Linked DNA regions of Homo sapiens: region 1 is linked to region 2. Evidence: read pairs that join two places in POLR2A ChIA-PET (ENCODE). Cell type or tissue: A673. All regions are shown on one strand. Each heading gives the region's core, and the rest is flanking DNA. Links, peaks and the distances in the headings are about the cores only.

What was found. ChIA-PET counts read pairs that join two places held together with the same protein. Peaks named below come from ENCODE experiments on the same cell type or tissue, not always from the same donor. Only the 100,000 strongest peaks of a DNase experiment are listed, where the experiment ranks them.
Region 1: POLR2A ChIA-PET joins it to region 2 with 11 read pairs; 2 of 35 experiments call an interaction of 5 or more read pairs at or near these places.

The regions. Positions count from the first base shown.
Region 1 is chr1:162,535,145-162,543,736 of GRCh38, forward strand. It overlaps the pseudogene UQCRBP2. Among named protein-coding and RNA genes, the nearest start is that of UAP1-DT, 22 kb to the right of the region's middle. In A673, for the core only: no CTCF peak of the experiment used is centred there; a DNase peak (open chromatin) is centred at 4,007; H3K27ac peaks cover 1,079 bases.
Region 2 is chr1:162,335,605-162,344,196 of GRCh38, forward strand. NOS1AP (nitric oxide synthase 1 adaptor protein) reads left to right here. Exons shown (of 10, transcript NM_014697.3): 6 at 8,231-8,372. MIR556 (microRNA 556) reads left to right here and starts at 6,942; the gene lies at 6,942-7,036. It also overlaps the pseudogene RNA5SP61. In A673, for the core only: no CTCF peak of the experiment used is centred there; no DNase peak of the experiment used is centred there.

The DNA.
Region 1 (8,592 bases), core at 307-8,306, 200 kb after region 2:
CTCCTCCCTCACTGTCAACATGCAATCAGTAAGCCTTTCCCATCCTAAATCTTAAATATCTCTTACATTTATTTCCTGAACTTCATATTCATCATCAGCTCTCTCTCTATATATATTAATAATAGAGATGGACCCTCACTATTTTGACCAGGATGGTCTCGAACTCTTGGCCTCAAGCAATCCTCCTTTCTCAGCCTCCCAAAGTGCTAGGATTACAGGTGTGAGCCACCATGCGTGGCCCATCAGCATATTTTGGACCATCATAATCTCTTACTTAAACTATTACAGTGATCTTCCTGCCTTCAGGCTCCACGCTGCCAAGAGAATTAAAAATTTTGATCAGATTCCTTCACTTCTTGAAATTCTTCAGTAGCTCCATATGCCCTGCCCACTCCTCCCCAACACCTGCCTGGATTTCAGACCGAGTGTTCCAATATCTGTTTTCAATAGCAGTACTTCCTCCATTTCTGTGTATCATTGCTTGGCAAGTATCTACTCATCCTTTAAGAATCAGCCCATGTATCCACATCTGTGTAAACCTGTGGTCTCTGGGCTGAATCAACTATTCCTTCCTTGATGTTTCCAACAAATTTTGTGAATATTTATAAATTCTTAACACTAAATAACATTTCTCTGTTTCTTCCCTTTGCATGTGAGATCTGTAAAAGCAGTGACCTCATCTTATTTATCTTACAGCTAAAAGGACATGTGTTATAATAAGAAGGCTACATTATTTCTGCCAGGGAATAAGAGAGCTAAAAAAATTATACTCCTCGCCTCTGAACCACGTCTTTTTTTTTTTTTTTTTTTGAGACAGTCTTGCTCTGTCGCCCAGGCTGGAGTGCAGTGGTGTGATCTCGGCTCACTACAACCTCCACCTCCCGGCTTCAAGCGATTCTCCTGCCTCAGCCTCCCGAGTAGCTGGGATTACAGGCACCCACTACCATGCCCAGCTAACTCTTTTGTATTTTTAGTAGAGATGGGGTTTCACCATGTTGGTCAGGCTGGTCTTGAACTCCCGACCTCAGGTGATCTGCCCGCCTCAGCCTCCCAAAGTGCTGGGATTACAGGGGTGAGTCACCGCTCCCGGCAGCACTCTATTTATTTATTTATTTATTTATTTATTTATTTATATGATCTTGCTCTGTTGCCTAGGCTGGAGTGCAGTGGCATGCTGATGGCTCATGCAGCCTCGACCTCCTGGGCTCAAGTGATTCTCCCACCTCAGCCTCCCTAGTAGCTGGGACTACAGGCATGCACGACCACGCCTGGCTAATTTTTTTTTTTTTTTGTATTTTATGTAGAGACAGGGTCTTGCCATGTTGCCCAGGCTGGTCTGAAACTCCTAGGCTCAAGTGATCCTCCCACCTTGGCCTCCCAAAGTGTTGGGATTACAGGCAAGAGCGACTGCACCCGGCCAGCACTCCCTTCTTATTATTGCTGCACATTCATCAAAGGCCTAAGCATCTGACTTTGCATTATAGCCAAGAAAGAGAATTTGGAGGTTGGGTCTGATGATAAATAACATATGCAGCTATGGCCCCTGAACTAGGCTGCCTGAAAGTGGTGTTGTGAGTCACTTTTATGGTTTTGGCAAACTGAAATTCTACCATTCAAAATGGCTTCCACCTACTTGTTCATGTGTCTGTTCATGTACATGACACAATTGTTTTCTTTGTTCCCAAAGAAACAGGCAAGGGAAATCAGCTAATTGGCTAACCCTTAAGCAGTAGGGAAGATATGGCAAGGGCTGGTTATGTTGCTACATTGGTTTGTATCACAAGTGGATATAGAGAGTCTGGGGTTAAGGAACAGAAGGTTCCATTTTAATGCCATATTTCGGCCAGGTGCGGTGGCTCACACCTGTAATGCCAGCACTTTGGGAGGCTGAGGCAGGTGGATCACGAGGTCAGCAGTTCAAGACCAACCTGGCCAACCTGGTGAAACCCCATCTCTACTAAAAATACAAAAATTAGCTGGGCGTGGTGGGTGCGCACCTGTAATCCCAGCTACTCGGGAGGCTGAGGCAGAAGAATCGCTTGAACCCAGGAGGCGGAGGTTGCAGTGAGCCGAGACTGTTACTGCACTCCAGCCTAGTGACAGAGCAAGACTCCGACTCCAAAAAAAAAAAAAACACCATATTTCTCCATTATCTTCATTGACAGAGCATCAGAACCAGTTGCCTGCTGACAAAGGCCAAGTTTAATTAGGGTAAAAGAGGTGAGATGCCAAATTTGTGTGTGTGAGAGAGAGAGAGAGAGAAAGAGAGAGAGAGAGAGAGAGAGAGGGAGAGAGAGAATTAGAGATTTCAGGACCAGGCAAAGGAGGCAGCTTGGAAATGAAAATAGAAAGGCAAGTTGGAGTGTTCCAGGGACTTATATGACTCTCCCTTGCACTCTCCAAGTTGGAGAGACTTCCTCACACAGTAACGATATGACCTTAGTAAGCTGCTTAAACTTTATAAGACTTGGTTTCCTCTTTTGTAACATAGAGATAATAATCATATTTACATTATAAAATTGCTGTGAAGACTAAATGAGCTTATTCACATGAAACACCTGTGAGGTGTCTTTCCCTCCCTTTTGTTCTCATCGTCATCCAAATTTCTCTTCTTATGTTGGGCTGCAAGTTGAGCATTTCAAAACATCTTCCCTTCAATGTTATGTCCATTTTTCTCATCATTTGGTGTTAGTGCCTAACTCATCCTGACCATTTTTGATGTAAGGAACCTCCCTCATAGCAGGATTTTTTTTTTTAGCATGCCCATACTTTTTGTTTCTAACAATTTTACATTTTGGAAAACTCATTTTTACTTGCAACTGTGGAAAAATATGTCATCTACAGTGGATCCAGAAACATAGTTATGAATGCTTTTTGCTTTTTTTCTATTATTACCATTATTATTTTTTTCATTAGGTGGTCAGGCACGGTGGCTTACATCTGTAATGCCTGCACTTTGGAGGCCGAGGTGGGTGGATCACTTGAGGTCAGGAGTTTGAGAGCAGTCTGGGCAACATGGTGAAACCCCATCTCTACTAAAAATACAAAAAATCAGCTGGGCTTGGTGGTGCACACTTGTAATCCCAGCTACTCGGGAAGCTGAGGCAGGAGAATTGTTTGAACCCAGGAGGCAGAGGTTGCAGGAAGCTGAGATCGTGCCACTGTACTCCAGCCTGGGTGACAGAGTGACACTTTGTCTCAAAAAAAAAAAAATTAGGTTATTAAGCTTGTCAAGGAATAATTAAATATAGACTATATTCTCTACCCTTTGATATTGTGGAGGAAAAATAATACTGCCACCATCAATATTTTTATTTCATATAAATATTATTATATATAATTTTTAACCTCCTTAATACAACTTTGCTTTCATATTTAAATGAAAATGGGGGGGTGGATTTTTGTCTGAGATTTTAACAATATCTTTTCCTTCCACAGATAACAAGATCTTAATTTCGCTTGTAGTTTATAGCTGTATGAATAGGTAAAAGGGGATTCTTACTCGGATGCAAAACTCAGTAAGTTGACTAATTAATTCATAAGGAATATTTTACTGTTAACATAGACGTGGGCTTATATGGGCCAATTGTTTCTTAATCTGTTTGTTTAATATGTCAGAAATAAGGTTTTGTGGCCGAATTCAAGCAGCCTATCCCCTGTGTCACCAGAATTTCAAGACTTAAATCTCTCTTTAATTATGCTTTTCACTACTGGCTTCAACAAAGCTGAATAATTTTGTGTATGTGCCTCACATACACATGCCCCATATAATAGGTAGACTACATTTCTTAGATAAAATACATACTTAACTCATTGCTCATGATATTTCTTTGAATTCCAGGAACATGACCAAAGACTAATTTTCTAGGTTGTACAGGAAAACAAAAACCACACATACAGGCTAATAATGACTGATCTCAGAGCATATGAATTGAATGACTCTGATTCTCAAACTTTCAGTTGCCTGAATTGAGAGGCCTTTTCTTATTCTTGCATCACTTCATATTAAGCCCTTCTGAAGTTCCTTCCTAACTTGAAGCAGCACCCTCTTTATGGAAAAATACAGTTCTCAATGAAGGTAAGTATGGCAACTATGATCTCTGTTAGAACAGCCCAACAAATGCTCAAAGCTCACGTACAGGAGAGGGCAGGTTTGCCTGACCACACTGGGTGAGCAGCAGAATTAAAAGCCAAGCCTGAACCAGGGGTGGTGACTCATGCCTGCAATCCCAGCACTTTGGGAGGCTGAGACAAGTGGATCCTTTGAGGTCAGGAGTTCAAGACCAGCCTGGGCAACATGAGGAAACTCTGTCTCTACTAAAAATACAAAAATTAGCTGGGCGTTGTGGCAGGTGCCTGTAATCCCAGCTACTCGGGAGGCTGAGGCAGGAGAATCGCTTGAACCCGGGAGGTGGAGGTTGCAGTGAACATAGATTTCGGCACTGATCTCCAGTCTGGGTGACAGAGCCCGATTCCATCTCAAAAAAAAAAAAAAAAAAAAAAAATGTCCAGCCTGAGCCTGCGGGATAACATACTTTTCTTTCTTGCCTACAGAATTTGTATTACATATGATTATTATATTTTTCTCATACAAAGACATTGTTCATAATAAACTGTACCAAATTTTAAAGAGAAATATTCTACATGAGATCATTAAGATCCTGACTATAAACTGTGAATAAGAAACCAGAAAACACCAGTGGCAGTGGCTAACACCTGTAATCCCACCACTTTGGGGGGCCGAGGTGGGCGGATCACCTGAGGTTGAGAGTTCGAGACCAGCCTGACCAACATGGAGAAACCCCGTCTCTACTAAAAATACAAAATTAGCTGGGCATGGTGGTGCATGCTGGTAATCCCAGCTACTTGGGAGGCTGAGGCAGGAGAATCACTTGAACCGGGGAGGCAGAGGATGCAGTGAGCCGAGATTGCGCCATTGCACTCCAGCCTGGGCAACAAGAGTGAAACTCTGTCTCAAAAAAAAAAAAAAAAAAAAAAAGCAGAAAATCTTTGTCATTTTAAAATGGTTTCTGGGTGGTAGTCGCAAATTGCAAAAATACTACAGTTTTACAAGGTGCATTTTATAGCTCCAGAGAGAATTCATCTTTTGTTTGGGGAAGCAATTCAACAGGTCTTTGGGTGATGTAAAGACAGTACTCACAGACTAGTGTGTGGAAATAAGAAGGGGCCAAACCGCTCCGTATATTAAAGATTTTGTTCCTTGGGTACAGAGACAATCAAGTGATTACCTGATTTTCTGCTTGTGGGGAATCCAAAGACATGAAATTGGAATTACTTTATTTTTTTGAGATGGAGTCTTGCTCTGTCGTCCAGGCTGGAGTGCAGTGGCGCAATCTCGGCTCTCTGCAAGCTCCGCCTCTCGGGTTCACGCCATTCTCCTGCCTCAGCCTCGCGAGTAGCTGGGACTACAGGCGCCCGCCACCACGTCTGGCTAATTTTTTTTTTGTATTTTTAGTAGAGACGGGGTTTCACTGTGTTAGCCAGGATGGTCTCGATCTCCTGACCTCGTGATCCGCCCGCCTCGGCCTCCCAAAGTGCTGGGATTACAGGCGTGAGCCACCGCGCCCGGCCGTAATTGGAATTATTTTATCTGGATAATAAAATACAGTGATCTCAGGATGCCAAAAATAAAAACAAACATCAACCAACTTGGTAAAGTTGGGGTACGTATTGGATTCATTTGAGACAGTTTGTTGTTGTTGTTGTTGTTGTTTTTACTATAGGTATTTATTTAAAGGAAAACGTGCAGACTAAATACTTTTCTTTTCTTTTCTTTTTTTTTTTTTTTCTGAGACGGAGTCTCACTCTGTCACCCAGGCTGGAGTGCAGTGGTGCGATCTCGGCTCACTGCAACTTTCGCCTCCCAGGTTCAAGCGATTCTCCTACCTCAGTCTCCCGAGTAGCTGGGATTACAAGTGCCCGCCACCACGCCCAACTAATTTTTGTATTTTTTAAAGTAGAGATAGGGTTTCGCTATGTTGGCCAGGCTGATCTTGAACTCTTGACTTCAGGTGATCCACCCGCCTCGGCCTCCCAAAGTGCTGGGATTACAGGTGTGAGCCACTGCGCCCGGCCTAAATAATTATTAAATTGTGTTTTGGCGTTAACCAACATCTTCATAAAAATACTTTGAGGACAGCTGCATCCATAGATTTCAACTGCATGATTACTTCTTTGCCCATTCTTTTCTCTCTTTTCTCTCCCAAGTAACCGCTTTCAGATACGGTTCAAGGTAGAATTTATCCTGTCATATTTGGTCCACTGTTCTTTAGGCGAGATCTGCTGCCTCATAGTCAGGTCCAGCGCAATCGATGTGAAACATCCTGTTATTATAAAGGTTCACAGGAGGGCTTCTTATGGCTTCTCTTACTTCTTCATCCTTATATATGGTATCATCTGGCATTAACCCCAGTTTATGGAATCCTGCAGCATTATAATACACTTACCAAAAACCATCCAGCCACTGATGCTGCAACAGCCGGCCTGCCAGCCATTTTGACCCTGAGATAGTTTGGAACCCTGGTACAGGATCTACATGCACCTTAGACTGGTACTTCCCCAAGGATTGCGTCACGAGCAACTACCAAATGGATTTTCAGAGTCCAGACTGTTCAATTAATCTCATCCACACACTCCCCTCTTCCCTCAGTTCTCTGTTCTCTTGCAGCCTCTGCCTTCAAAATCTGTCCAATGAGTGGCCCTATGGCCACTGTTCCTTGGGAAATTGTAATTCCAGCTAATGGGGAGGGATTTTTTTTCTTAGTCTCTTCATAAGCATTCAAGGGAAATGCCTCTGGCTTTGCTCAGATGCTGGCTCTCTTCCACTCAGTTCCTGTCAGCTCCTGGAGGAAGAGAAAGCAGCTATACTTTCTGGAGAGAAGATTATGAGGGAGTCGGGTGGGGCAGGTACTCCCTTTGCAATTCAGTTTACTCATCATTGAGAGCAGCAATGATTTCCTACGGACTTCACAGAAAATAAGTACAACTCATACTAACCAAGAAGGGCAATTTTTTTTTTTTTCCTTTTGGGACATTACATCTCAAAGTTAAGAAACAAAACATTAGAAATTGCTGATGGTTTGGCTGTTCCTTTTAAACAACACATCCTGGTCATTGAAGCATTTGCTCTTTCCTAGACCTGTCTTATATTATACCCTGGCCATACATTACTTTTTATTTCTCATGAAAAAAGGGAAACACCATCTCAAATTAGCATTCTTTTCTTTTGTATTCCAAATTTTCTCCTGATGGAAGGCTGTCCTACTGTCAAGAACAATTTTTAAGAGCAAAGCAATCTCAATTTGTATTTATATATATATTTTTAATTTTAGGTGGGGTACAGTGGCTCATGCTTGTAATCCCAGCTCTTTGGGAGGCTGAGGTGGGAGCATCACTTGAGCCCAGGAGTTCAGGACCAGCCTGGGCAACATAGTGAGACCCCATCTCTACAAAAGATACCAAAAAAAAAATAGTCAGATGTGGTGTCACGCATCTGTAGTCTCAGCTACTCAGGAGGGTGAGGCAAGAAGATTGCTTGAGCCTGGAAGGTTGAGGCTGAGGTGAGATGTGATTGTACTACTGCACTCCAGCCTGGGTGACAAAGTAAGATCCTGTTTCTCAAAAATAAAATAAAATAAAATAAAACAAAATATTTATTTAATTGGAGAATTCTGTCTGCCTAAATTCCCCTAACACATTTTCTGCTGGATAGAGGCCAGGAGAAGTAAATGGTAGGCCACTTTGACAGCCCCTAAAACACACACACACACACACACACACACACACACACACTAATATCCCTTACTCCCACTACATTTATTTGTTTTGACATGATATAAAGATAAGGAATATTTGAAAAAAATACTTCAGAGATGTAATGGCTCTTTTTCAAATATGTGCGGGGATTTCACTTCTTTAAGGAAGTATTTCTTGAACCACACCCTCCAAGTGATGTCAACTTCATAATTTGTACTACCATAGCATCATAGCAGTCTCAAAGTACAGATACGTACTTTGATTATAATTGTACCTTAACATTTATTAGTGTAATTACATTTGAATATGGCCTCTCCTCTAGCTTCATTTGATCATGAACTGTTTCTGGCTTGGTCACTATTATATCCCCTGTATCAAATATGCTGCCTGATACACAGTAAGAGCCCAATAATTATTTGTCAAGTGCATATGTAACCACCCAATGGGCTCATCTTGCCCACTGCCTAGATACAGCCAATTTATCAAGACAGGGGAATTGCAATAGAGAGAGTTTAATACACCTAGAGCCAGCTAAACAGAAGACCGGAGTTTTATTATTACTCAAATCAACCTCCCTGAAAACTCAAAAATTCAGAGGCTAGCGCTTCTCAAGCATAATTTAGTGGGCATGGGGCTTTAGAAGAGGGAATACTGATTGGTGAGGATGCAATCATAGGAGTGTAGGAAACGGTCTTTTTCTGAGTCTGCTTCTGGGTGGGGGCCACAGAGGAGCCCCTGGTCTAGGTGGGGCCATCTGGTTGTCAGAAATGCAAAAGTCTGAAAAGACATCTCAAAAGGCCAATCTTAGGTTCTACA
Region 2 (8,592 bases), core at 302-8,301:
CAGAGATGTTGCTGGGTTGTTGGAAGTCAATAGGGAGTCCTCTTGACTGGAAGCCCGCAGATGTGGGTGTTCTCCGGAGCCCTCGTGTTGGTCATAGTGTAGAAAAACCTTGTCTGAGATCCTTTTTGTGTTGGGACTTTGGTTATTGCTGTTTCATATCACATCATGTCCCCTGCGTATATGCTCATGACCTCTAATGGGGTGTCATCATCACCCTAGAGTTCACATGGGGAAAGGGTTACCTCCTCTCTTGGTTGAGAATATGGGTCAGATGTCTTAGCTTTCCTGGTTGAGGGCCTCCCTCGACCTTGTTCCCTGCACAGCTATTACTCTGTACCTATGGATCTTCCTTGGGCCACTCACACAGATAGCCAGTGTGGCTCCCACCTTGGGAGTTGTATCCTTGAGCTAAGTTTTTTTTCAAGTGGGCTTTCACCAGAAGCTAGAAAGCAAAAATATTGCAGGAATATAACATGGTACCTGCTATTCTTCTATACTCTAGATTATCTAAGTTCCAGCCTCATATTACATCAGATAATAATATCTAACCTGTTTTGATTAGTTGCTATATGCCTGAGACTGTTCAAAGCTCTTTACATGAATGATCTAACTTTATTCCCACAGCAGCCCTGTGAGGTAGGTGCTGTTATGCTCTTCATTTTATAGGTGGGAAAATGGGGCCTAAAGGTACATAATGTGTGTAAAGACTCAACAAGTAATGGAGTCAGAACTGAACCCAGAGGGTCTGACTGTGGAGCTCACACTCTTACCCACTCCATTATACTATTGTTGTTGGCTCATGAGGAAGTTATATAACTCAGAAGTTGCTTTGTTTTCCAAGACCCATTTGTAACTGGGTTCTGCTGTAATTATTACATGGGTATGAAGAGCTCCTTAACTCCGAATGGCCCAAATCACTTTAACATAGATTTTCCTTTTTTCCTCATAGTATCTTTTTGTAGTTAATATTGACTCAATTTTGTAGTTGAAGAAGAAAAGGCCCAAGGAAGTAAATCACCCTTGGTCACACAGTGAATCAATGATGCCACTGAAATTAGAAACAGGCTTCCTCCTTCTCAGGCCAGGACTTTGAACGCTAAACCCTATTACACAAAACTCATAAGAAAGATACGTGAGCCTTTCTGGACTTGAGTTTTCTCTAGCCATCAAATAAGATGAAAGGCATCTCAGGAGTGCTGATTGTTGTGTGTGAAGTGACGTCATCTTTAAGGAACAAATTCTCTGTGACTGGGAAGGATTGTCAGGATTGTGGTGGAGGGACCCTAGCACTCTTCAGACCCATGCTAGAAAGGAGGGATGGGAGTGGGTCTTTTCCTCACTGTGAGCATCCAGTGGAGATGCTTGCTAATAACATGGGCATTCCTTGTTTCCCCTCCTTGGGGGATATAATGATAGTATTCATTTGCAGGGCCTTTTGCCTCTCGAGAAGACTCTTGCATGGTCTCTTGACCTCTCCCGTGGAGTGGATGTCATCCTCCTGTCATTTTCTTCTAGCTCTAGGAGTATATGGCTGTCTGCCCTGATTACCAGTGACTGCACTTATTAATGCATCAGTGCGTGAAGTGCTGGTGATTAACAGGAGCTGCAGGCATCTCCCCATTATCTTCATGGGCAGCTCCTTGAAATAATTTTGCCTGCAATCACAGCTCGATTGGTTTGGGTTAGGAGAAATAATTTCCTCCTATAATGCTGTCACTATCAAATTGGGGGCCACAGCTGTGAAGTTGAACTGTCCTTTAGAGGTTGCAATGGATTTTGAATGATGATGACAGCCATGTGCTAAAGAATAAGTCACTTGCCTGGTCAAACTTACGAGATGAAAGATAGGAAAGTTCTAAAGTTAGGGAAAGAGTCTGTTTTTTATACTTTAGGTTGAGTTGGGAAGTCAAAATGCAGGAATCATGGGTCTCAGAACTCATCTAGTCTGAATCACTCTCTTTGTGGATGAGAAAATCAATACTGAGAAAGGAGAATTAACTGTCCACAGTCACCCAGTTGGTTCTGACAGCACTGGGATTGTAACTCAGACTTCTTTTCTCTGGGGTACTAAGTTTCATGGACTAGCAGAGTAGAAGGAAAAACACAGCTATCTGTTGGAAACTTTAAGATGCAGTATGTCCTGTCAATGTAGAAAATCACACCTGCTTTGAAACTAAACTTTCCTTATACTGAGCAATATTCTGATGTCCAAGGCATCACCTCAACCAAATTATATAATCAAAGCCACAAAATAATGTGTTGGACAAAAACCTAACCCATCTACCATTTCAGAGCCTTAGTACTGTAGATCCTACTGTATGTAGAAGTCCAAATATAAATGTATTTTCATGCTTTGGCATTGTAAATTCCATAGATTAAGATCATTTGATAGATATAAGCTGAATCTTTTACTAAGATTCCCCCCAACCCAAAAAAATACATTAAAGAAACATGACATTCAGTTCTGTTTTTGTTGAGATTCTGTGGCAGTTAAGGTCAAGACAAGGACATTATCTTGTATTGCTGTGATAGATAAGAATTATAAATCTGTGAGCTGTCCCACAGCTGACCTCATGGACTTCAGTTCTCTAAAATTCAGAACCACTTGTCAGTCAAATTTGAGTACCCAAAAGAGATGGGGGAGAGGGGGAGTGGAGGAGGGGACAGGGGAATAGTAAACTAGAGAGCTGGTAGACCATTAAAGAACCTTACTTGAAAGATGTGTGCCCCCATTATTCTCTTTTCTCCTCTTATTATTGTCATTGTCATCATCATCTTCATCTGGTATTTTGTACTTATACTCTCTACTTGCTTATCTGGTGACTCTTAATCCTCTTTGTAAGTTGTAAAGTAAAGAGAGAGCTTCTTCCAGGACAGTGAAATTCAGAACAGTGCCCAAAATTATTTATCAAATCAGCTATAGAATATGACTAATAAGAACCATTCTTTACATGCATATGGCACTTAAAGATTCCCAAATTTTATAGGACCAACCAACTACAAAGTCGTTAAGAAAGAGAATAGAAAATAAAATCATGGTCTATGGCCATACCACCTTGAATGTGTCTGATCTCATTAGCTAAGCAGGGTGGGGTCTGGTGTGTACTTTGATGGGAGAAAATAAAATCATGATTGACTATAATTTTTCTATGGGCCAGTGAGGTACAGGAATCAACCTTTTGATTTATGTCTTCCTAAAGCTACCACTGTCGGCTTTTGTTTGCTTTCGGGTGTACAACCCACAGTGATTGTGAATATAGTGTTATTTTCATGACCATTGCCGCAGTTCATCAAATGTTGACTCCTGCTAGGTATGAAGTTGATACCCACATTAGGTGTGCTGAGGAGAACAGCTGTTCATTGCATTTGGACTTAACTTTGGTTCTGGCTTGAGGGATGTCCTAGGGTTGTGGGAGAAGGAGCTGTGTCAGCGTGAAAAGATGGGTGGTTTGAAGAAACATTGCTGTGTGTATAAGGTAAGTGTATACAGTTTTAAGCTCCCTTTCCAGCTGTATTTTCACAAAATTGCCTGTAGTTGACACTCCCATGAGCAGGCTCTCCATCTGGAGCTAAGAGCCACTCTGAGGTTAGAGATCCCTTTCCAGCTTTGAAAATATCAAAGCAACCATATCCAGCCTAATCTTGACAATGAAGAGCCCACAAATGCTTTTGGGCTGCTAATAGAAAATGGCTTTTGGACGAGAAGATTTGATCCGTGTGGCAAAGCACTTTTATGGGCTTATGTAAAACTAAACTGGATTTGTACAGAAATAATGCAGTATAATGATGCTTTTTTTAAAAAAAAAAAAAATCTAGTAAATTCCAGAGAATGGCCAGATTTTGGAACTCAAAAAGGCTGCTTTCTCAAGGTTCCACTTGTTTACCCTTTGTACCTCACTGCCTTCAATCTTTAAACCTCTGCTTTAGTCTCCAAAGGCCTGTATGTCGTCATGAGGTGGGAGCAACTGCTTCACTGTGATCTAGAAGACCCACAGACAAGCATTCATAAAAACTTCTGGAAGGGACTTTTTAAAGCTGCTATTTACCAGAGTTCTCCCTCTTGGGTGCAGACATGGCTAATTAATGATAAAATCCCAGCGTGTGTGATTCTTGCATTTTGGGGTTGAAGGCAGAACCAGTTTTCTTGCCCTGCAGGCCAGAAGGTGGGGTAACTAAGTGGGGTAGGCCTAGCAGGCAGGAGCCAGCATGGCTGTGCAGAAAGCAGATGGTGAAGACACAGCCCCTCCCAGGCACAGGCTGCCTCTACTGACCACCTTTAAGTAATCACCTCCCTAACGAGGTCCCCATATAGAATCCTCTAAAAGTAGACTTTTTAATGGTGAAGCAAGGAGAGCCTAAAAGGTCAAGGGACATCAGAACTCACATAGCCATTTATGAGTACAGTGAGGAGCTGTTTAGCCCCTTCTGACTCCCTGAGTGGTAGATAGGAAGGGCAATTCTTTTATGTGTATGTATGTAGTCATTCTGTGAAACAGTTAGAGTAGCTTGATTATGTGTTCCAGTGCAGAGGGCTCTTTATGAAACATGCTACAGTGTCCTTTTACTGTGAATAGAAATATAACCTTCACATTAAAGGAGTAAAATAAAGGATAAATTAAACCATTTAATTTATTAATTTAATTATTAAACTGTTTACCACTCAGTATGCAGATCTAGAACTCTTAATGCAACAATTTCCTCACATGTAGAAACTATCATACTAGCTCAGACCAAAGATCCATTTGGCTCAGGAATTTTCCTGTGCTGCTATGGTGGAGGCTATGCTATCTGATGCACAGCCTTTTGGATGTTAGCATACATAAGTAAGAGGTGATTCCCTTAGTCGCTTTATGTTTCTACTATGATAAAAATTGTTCCACCTTTCCTGCACTGCTTTTTCTTTTCTGTCTTAATTGCCTCTTGGTGCAGTGAATTCCATAGTCAGGATAAAACATTTCTTGAGCATTTACTATATGCCAGGCACTGTGGTAGGTGCTATCATATATTCAGTTTTTCAGTGCAGTTACAGAAATACCGTAGAGAACAACGGGTGGAGGGAGGATAGGAAGGAAATGGGAGGCTGAAGGATGGGATGCCCTTTCCAGCATGGGGAAGGCAGAACCAGTAAACCTAAAGTCTGCATTTCCTACTTTTTCAGGGGAATCAGGTAGAGGTTAGGGTCAGCTGCTGATCCTAGTAAAAAATACTAGTAAAATGTGAAAATGAAGTGTTATCAATATTAACCATTAAAACCAGCCTACTTCCTTACAGCCACTTTGGGCTTATAGATGGTTGAATATGTGAGTATGTTGCACATGTTTGTCCTTGATAAAGGTGGCAGAATAGAGATTTGAGCTGGAGTCTATATTCTTAAGATGCTCAGTTCTGAGCATAGCCCATCATCCATTGTCATCTTGTGATGCCTGAGAAATACAGGTCCTCTGTGAAGTCATTCTCCCACCACCTTTATCCTCTTATTTAAATCTGAGGGATTCCTTCCAAAGATAAATTTAGAAATTCGATTCCTACCCCTGTCTAATCCCATAGATCAGGGACATTTGTTTGAGGATCTTTAAATTTTTAATATCATCTTAAAAGCTGGTTAAAGGAAGTATCTGTGATTTACAGAGATGATGGAATTTGTAACACGTCCTCCTTAGGAAAACCTGAGATGTTATAGGAACAAACTCAGTAGTGAATTTAGAATTTTCTATATAACTGTATTTTAAAGGGGGAACTGTATTTTAATCTGTACCCTGGGAATGAAACCGACGGGAAAAGACTAACTCAGTCTTTGCAGATATTTATTCAGTATGAGATATCTGGGTTAATTCATGTAAGAGAAGAAAGTAATGGAATTAAACACTTAATCTCTACATATCATTTGGACTTACCATATTTTATTGTTACAACCTAAAACATTTACCTTTTTTACCTTTTGTAAAGATACCTGGGGGAGCAAAATTCCCAAGAGTCAGAGAAGAAAGTAGAGGAAGGTTTCTGTATAGTGGACACTGGTAGGACAGTGGTAGGCAGAATAAAGTCATACCTAAGGTTTAGTAAACTAGTAACGAGCTTTGCCGTAGACGATTAACCATAGGCAGTCTGCTCTTACTCTCATAAAAGGAATAGGAACCAAAAAATCTCAAGGCCTAGGGGAATAACAGTTTCGGATGTAGGAGCCTTTACTTCTCCCTTTTCACCTGAGAGTTAAGCTTCCTGGCACAGCCTCCTAAGCACAGCACAGCTTGGTGGCTAAAGGAAATGTAGAAAGCTGGAGTGTTCCTAGCCCACATTTGTTAGGGACTGTGTCTTCTAAATCACGCCTTTTTGTGTGTTTTGGGAGTGGGAAGTGTAGGGGCTTCTTGCTTAGGACTGATGCCTACTGCTTCTCAACTTCCTGTGCAGATAGAACAGTCATGTCTTACACACTGCAAGCCTATGGTATGAGAAGGGGCCTAAGCCTGCCCTGTGGACACAGGAGGAAATTAAGGGTAGATGTAGAAAACAGAGGTTCTGATTCGCCACTGGGTGATGGTGGACCCCACAGAAGTTACCCATCTCCTCCTGCTTCGCTTAAGGTTCTTATCTCCCAGAAGTGTCAGGATATTTCAGGTGAGAGACCAATGGAGAATATCTCTGGAGTTAGTCTAATGGCTAAGAAAGGTTAGAGCTGTAAAACAATTACTTCTAGGAGTAGATTTGAACTGAAGAATATAGGGAGCAGTAGAGTTGACTGAGATCTCAAATTGACATGTAGATGATAATTAGTCAAGATGCCTTTCACATTAATATGGATGCTCTGGCCTGAAATAAGCAGAAGGAACATAGAAATGACTCCAGGCTTGAGGAGAAGCAATTCTAGAAGTTATACCCAGCAGAGAATGGACTACAGCAGTTGTTCCATGCACAGGGTTCCAAGGTCCCTAGGAGTTCACAAAGATAGTAATAAGAAAGATGAGCTCATTGTAATATGAGCTTCATTTATACATTTCATATTACCATTAGCTCATCTTTTTTATTACTACCTTCAACAAGGCCTTCTAGACTTATCAAAACACTGGATATCAGTTAGGTAATGTAATACCAGCTACCTCATGCTGATGAAAAGCCCTACTTGATTGCTGCCATTACCTGGGGTGGGTGGGAGGTGGATGTGATTGATGGACTATATGGTGTCAACAGGTGGCCATGGCTGACCTGAAGTCAGATCATCCAAAACACGATGAATGTTAGACTTGAGTATAGGGTGACAATCACAATTAGATTAAATTGTAGCCCATGGTGGTGGGATGCTTGAGGCCCACTGAGGTAAGAGAAGCAGTGTGCTGAGCCCTTCCCAGCCTGAGCTCTGAAACTCTAAATAAACCACATCACTCATTTCTGTCCTTGAAAGAAAGCAAAAGCTGACATCTTCAAACCATAATCAGTTATCCACCTTTGAGGCCATGCCCTGGAACCCCTGCATGTGGCTCTTCCTCACAGCCTGCATGGGTGGCCTAAGACTCTACATAGGAGCAGGCTTCTTTGTCCTCTCTCTCTTCTCCTAGTTAAATGGTGGAATACTGGGAACTAGGGTCAAGTTCTCTTCTTGGGCTCTTAAAGCAAGAGATTAAATACCAAAACAAAAGAAAGGAAGGAGCCACAGAATAGACCCAAGAACGTGAGGTCTTTGGAGTAAGTCTGGGAAAGTGTCACCTTAGATTTAGTTGGCTGCCAACTAGTGGTGTTCCAGAGGAGCTGGGTGCTGAGCTTCCATTGGTTTCTGCTGTTTAGGCCATGGCTTCCAAGCCTCATGTTACCACTGCCCTTGGTCTGCAGGAGCTCCAGGGAAACTCAACATTTGCAGCAGCATTCAAAAAAGAAAAAAATGATAGCCGAGTTCCTCTTAGTTTGATGGACCCATTGAACATTTTATCATGGCTGGCAAAAGATTCTGAAGCATATTGACTACTTCTGTTACACATGGGAGGGAAGAATTGGGGCTAAGTCCATAACTGGCATATTTGCTATCTGTCCTTTCAGTTGACTGATTGTTTCAGCACTGTGGTGACAGTTTCTGTTTTCTGGAGTATTTCAGAAAGGGGAAATGTCTTTGCACTCATTTGTATGTGCATATCTGAACAACTTTAGATTTTTCTGTCTCTTTCTTTGGCTGCTTCATGAGTTTCTATCCACATGCCCCTTGCGCATCCTCACCCATCCTGTTCTTCTCCTTTCTCCTTCCCAGAGCCAAGCTATGAGAATCGTTCGGACGGTGGGGCAGGCCTTTGAGGTCTGCCACAAGCTGAGCCTGCAGCACACGCAGCAGAATGCAGATGGCCAGGAAGATGGAGAGAGCGAGAGGAACAGCAACAGCTCAGGAGACCCAGGTAGGCACTGCGGCTTCTGTGGATGTGGGTGGGAAGGCAGTGCACACAGTAGGCTCTGGTGGATCACTGCCCTGACCCCCAGGCTGTGAACTCATTTTAAGAAACATTTTATTTTTTCCGTTTCTCTCTAAATTCTAGATTCTCTTTAAGGAACACGTATTACTTTTATAACAGAAATTAAAGATGTTTAAATTATTAAATGAGGAAGTATTTAAACTGG